Linked DNA regions of Mus musculus: region 2 is linked to region 1. The links are chromatin loops, found by intact Hi-C in ENCODE. Cell type or tissue: heart. All regions are shown on one strand.

Region 1 (2,500 bases):
TGCCACCCACTTCCAAGGCTAAAGCTACAACGTTATTTTCGAAAGCCTGTTGTAAACTCTTTAAAGGTGTACAGTCTCCTATTTGTGAACTCAGTGCTCTAATTAAATTCAAAGACCTAGAGGATATTCTTCATGGTTTTGCTCATCCAGTTGTTACTTGTGAGTGGAATGTCCCTACACTCACCATATCCACATGTCCCAACCCTTTAAATCTCTTCTCAAGTGTCCCCTCCTCTACGAAGTCTTTCTGACCCCCCTTCTGGTCCTGATAATCTTAAGTCCCTCCTCTTCTGTACGCCTGCAGCACGTGTGTGCTTCTCTTTGCACACGTCCTTTTCTACTAGGTTGCTACAGAAATGATAAAACCTTTTTACATGTTTCATCATACCTGTTAATAAAGTAGAACTTGGTCATATCCATTTTTCTACCTATCTTGGTGACCCTGTGCATAGTAGATGATTAATAAATGTTTATCAAATGAGTGATTTCCTAAAAATTCATGAGGAAGTAGAGAAAACACTTGAAGAAAAAGTAAAAAAGAAAGTTTGGGATTATCAATAAACACTCTGATGTTCCTTTTCCCTGTTAATATTTGTGACTTGGTTTTTTTTTTATAAGAAAATCTGTGTATACACATATATGTACATAATATACACACATTAGCCCAGGTCTATGTTTTTTAATTTAATGCTTTAAAAATACCATCCAGTGAGCTGAGTACAGTGGCAAGAGCCTATAATCCTAGCATTGGGAGGCAGACACAGGCACATCTTTGTGTGCTGACTGCCAGCCTGATCTGCACAGCAAATTTCAGGTCAACTGGACTACATAATGTGACGCTATCTCAAAAGAAAAAAAAAGGGAGGAAGGAAGGAAGGAAGGAAGGAAGGAAGGAAGGAAGGAAGGAAGGAGAAAAAGAAAAAACCATAGGGGAAAACCTAAACGATAGAGTCACCTCAGTCTGGAAATTCAAGCTGTATCATCAATGTTACTTTCCTCCTGAACTTTCTAGAAAGCAATCAGCAACCTACTCTATACCATTTGGGCTCATAGCCAAACTAATCATCAGAATCCTCCAGCACCTTCCAAATAACTCTTCTGACTCTTCCTGTGGCTCACCGACATCTTTAGGAAAACAAGTCTCCTGGCATGGCCACAGTGGTGGCTTACGTCCCCACTGGGGTTCATTCATGTGGCTCTGAAACCATTTTCAAGAGTCTTGTTCTGTGCTAACTAGCCATATAAATCTGTCTTCCTTCTTTCAGTTTTTGAAATATTTATAATGTGCTTGCTCTGCTGCATTTTGCGCAGAACTGCTTTTCATCTTTGCCTTTTGAACAGTACATTAGTGCAGAAGCGATGCACTCAGCTCTAAGGAATCAAGTGAATTTTTTTCCTTTTTTTTTTTTTTTTGAGCGAGCACCGGTGCACCCAGAGGTTAAGTCCTTAAGGCCTCCGTATTCATTCCAGCGGTGTGAGGGCGCTCGTGGACTACGGACCCAGCCCTCTGCAGTCTCCGGGAGCCAAATGCACTCGTGTCATCATCTAAGAGATGGCCCATCATTCCTAGACTTAAGTCTCTAAAGTTAAAGAAGTCATTTCCAGATCTTTCCAACTACTCTACAGGGCCCTCTGCACTGTTCCTTTGCCAGCCTGGGGCCCTCTGTCGGTCGCCAGCCTTGGTCAAATCCAGTCGCTTCGGGGCCCGATATTTTTATGCATTGCTCTTTGATTATTAACTAAGAATCCTAAAGTGACTGGAACATCACGATCCAGACAGAACAACAGCGCGGGAACCCTACCAAACTCTTAGTACACACCTCGCTTCCTCGGCTTTCCAGGCACGATCTAGTCCCGTCGCCCCCCTACCCCACCCCACCCCACCTCACCCTACCCCATCCCACCCCACCCTACCCTCCCTGTCCCCCTCCCTAAGAGATCACGGTGGCCGAGCTCCCCCAGCCCGTCCCGAGAGGACCCGCCCCACGCGCCTCGTGCATTCCTCTTGCGTCCACCGCACCACGCTGGCACCTCTGCCTCGGGCTTGCGACCCGCCACCCGGCCCGCCCTCGTCACTCACCTAGCAGCTCCGCGATGGCACTGAAGGGTCGCGTGTGGCTGCTGGAGTTGCTCTGGAGGTAGCGGGGGCTCATCTGGGGGCGAGAGAAGGTTCCGTCCCGCGTGAGGCCTCAGCTCGCCCAGCCCTCCCCGCGCGCCCCCCGCAGCCCTGGGACCCGGGCGCGCTCGCGCGAGTCCGTCCCCTCGGGGGCCCCCGGACCTACCGTGCTCAGGCGGATCCTGAAGGCCTGCGGGACGCTGCCCGCCCGGGCCAGTCCGCCTCCCGGCGTTCCGGGGCCCGCAGGGGCCCCTCGGTACAGGAGCATTTTTTTGGCCGCCAGGATACCGGTTTGCTGCTGCCGGACCCCTGGGCCGGCTGTCCCCGCACTAGATCGCGCTGTCCCCCGACTCGCAGCTGGCGGTGGCCGTCCCGGACTGGCCC
Region 2 (2,500 bases), 130 kb after region 1:
AGGACAGCCAGGGCTACACAGAGAAACCTTGTCTTAAAAAAACCCAAGAAAACAAAACAAAAACAAACAAACAAAAGGCAAAGGAATAATTGTAATTGGTGCAAACTCCTAGATAAAAGGGGAAGAAGCAATCTGAGAGCCAAGGGGGCTTCTAAGGCACTTATGTGAATCATGTCCTACCTCTTAACCTGTATAGCAAACAGCTCTTTATAATCACCCAAGCAATACACTAGATTCACTTTCCATGTATGAGGAATCTCATCACAGAATAATTAAAATAATTCAAGCAGAGGAAACATGAAAACAAGACAACAAATGAAACAAACAACAACAAAAACCTTTTAAAAACAATTCAGGAGAAAGCATTCCTAAACAGGTTCTTTGTGCCACTGTTCCAGTGCGAAGATTCAATGGCAGTGTGAAGCCAAAACTAAGTGGCTCCTTTTTCTTAAGGTTTCCTGTCCTGTCAATAACTGGGAAGCTCCGGCCTCAGGGAGGTCCGCACCAGGCTCAAAGGGCCATTTACTGCAGAATCAGGAGGGGAAACTGCCCTAAGTTTCCTTTCTTCTTCCAAAGCACCCGAAGCCAGATCTGCGCTCAATTTGGAGATGCAAACTATCACCCTGTAACTTGAAGATCTCAAAGCACTACCCGGTGTGGCGGGCCCATTATGTCTTTAAAATCTAGACAAAGTAAAGTGCCCACCCTCTGACCCTCTGGCCGGTGAGACCTAGCAGGACCAGCGGGCGGGCCAGGGAGTGGCTGGCGTGAGCATCCGGAGAGTCAGGAATGTGAGAGGCCAGGCAGCTCCAGACGCTTCTGCCCTGAGGGAAACATTCCAGTGGAAACCCGCCTGGCTACGGCCCTTCCAGAACTTCACCCCCGCAGACTGGTCCAGCCTGCCGGCCTTCCCTCCTCCTTTCTCCTTTGTCTTCCCGCTGGAGAAAAACCGCCCCTCAAGAACGTGACACATCCCAAACAAAAGGGAAAAAAAAAAAAAAGACACAAAAGTTTCATAGTAAAAGATAAAAGTTGCCTTCAGCAACCCGGATATGACCTTACCTCTTCATGTTTCCGCAGGCCCCTATCACTAACTTGGGTAAATAGGAAGGAGACCTCAACTCCCAGCAATCTGTGCGGCAGACTCAAAGGTGATGAAGGTTGGAGCGTGGAACTCTGGGAAGTGTAGTAATGTGATGATGGAAAGAGAAAGCGGGTATTGGGTGATGGGTTTATTGGAAATTAAGAATTTTTGGCCCAGGTTAAAGATAACATCCAAAATATAAAGCTCATAAGCCTAGGATTCACCTTTGGCTTCTTGGATTTTTCTCTAAGTATCAATAAATCCTATATTGTTCCTAATCACCGTCTTCATTCTTGTCAGCAAGGCTTCTCTTTTAAGGATTTATCTGACCTGCCTGCTGTTTCCCCTCAAGCCTCTGGTCTAACCACATTGTATGCACTAATGCTTCTCTCTTAGTTGTAACAGATCCTTCTGGGTTCCCTTAGTTTAAAGTCAGAAGCAGTACGTACCCAGACTTTTGAATATTTTATAAAAATATATCGAAGCCAGAGTCAGATATGGTACTGAACCGGAGTTCAGTTCCCATACAGCAGTTCACAATTGTCGATAACTCCAGTTCTGAGCATCTGACTTGTTTTTGGGACACCAAGCACACACGTACATGCAGGCAAAAAACTCCGATGCAGAGCATAGCTTATTTTTAAAAAGCTTCGTATAGAAAAGTGTTTAAAAGCATTAGTTCCCGGGTTTAGGGATGTAGCTGAATCTGTAACGTGCTGGCTTGACATGCATGCACAAAGCCCCCTGTGGGATCCTCAACACCACACAAACTGGGAGTGGAATACTTGTTCGGGAAGTTCAAAGGCAGGCTGGACTACACGAGACCCAATTTCAACAATAGCAACAGCATGAATAACAAAAACAATAAAAGTATGTGTTCTTAATGGCCCAAAATGGAAAAGCAAGTATCTCTAAAGTTATGAAAATGTATTAATTTATAAGATGGAAATTTCAAGCTACAAAGCTCATTTAATTACATAGCTCAAAGCAAGCCAGGTCTACATATTCTCAAAAAAAAAAAAAAAAAGAAAGAAAGAAAAAAACTAAAAACAAAACCAAAACAAAACAAAAATATAAAACAAAGAAGGACTACTACCATGCCTCCAAACTATAAAAGGTAAGTAGAAAATTCTGAGACTCTGCACATTTATGAGGAAACAAGAGAAATATGATTTCTAAATGTATTGTAGGATCTTGAAATAGACAGAGGACACACGGTAAAAACTAAGTACATATAAATAAAGTATAGTTTTTATTTAATAAGTTTCATTGTACATGACAAATATACTGTTGTGTTAGACATGAACTCTAAGAAAAACAGTAGAGTACATATGGAACACTAGAGTATGAAGCTCTAATGTAAATCTAGAACTATGTTAAAATAAAACATGATTTTTGAGATCTGTGGATTGTATC

The links. Hi-C counts contacts between places; a loop is a spot of excess contacts. Peaks named below come from ENCODE experiments on the same cell type or tissue, not always from the same donor. Only the 100,000 strongest peaks of a DNase experiment are listed, where the experiment ranks them.
Region 2: a loop joins it to region 1, with 2.2 times the contacts of the local background. A loop is called at or near these places in 2 of 42 quality-filtered maps.

Annotation. Positions count from the first base shown.
Region 1 is chrX:139,868,990-139,871,489 of GRCm38, forward strand. Morc4 (microrchidia 4) reads right to left here. Exons shown (of 17, transcript NM_001193309.1): 1 at 2,283-2,500; 2 at 2,081-2,153. The coding sequence starts at 2,384. Among named protein-coding and RNA genes, the nearest start is that of Morc4, 1.4 kb to the right of the region's middle. In heart, a CTCF peak has its summit at 1,491; no DNase peak of the experiment used is centred here; H3K4me3 peaks cover 1,333 bases; H3K27ac peaks cover 711 bases.
Region 2 is chrX:139,997,438-139,999,937 of GRCm38, forward strand. Rbm41 (RNA binding motif protein 41) reads right to left here and starts at 1,158. Exons shown (of 7, transcript NM_153586.2): 1 at 1,063-1,158. The coding sequence starts at 1,070. In heart, no CTCF peak of the experiment used is centred here; DNase peaks (open chromatin) are centred at 834 and 1,114; H3K4me3 peaks cover 1,456 bases; H3K27ac peaks cover 1,023 bases.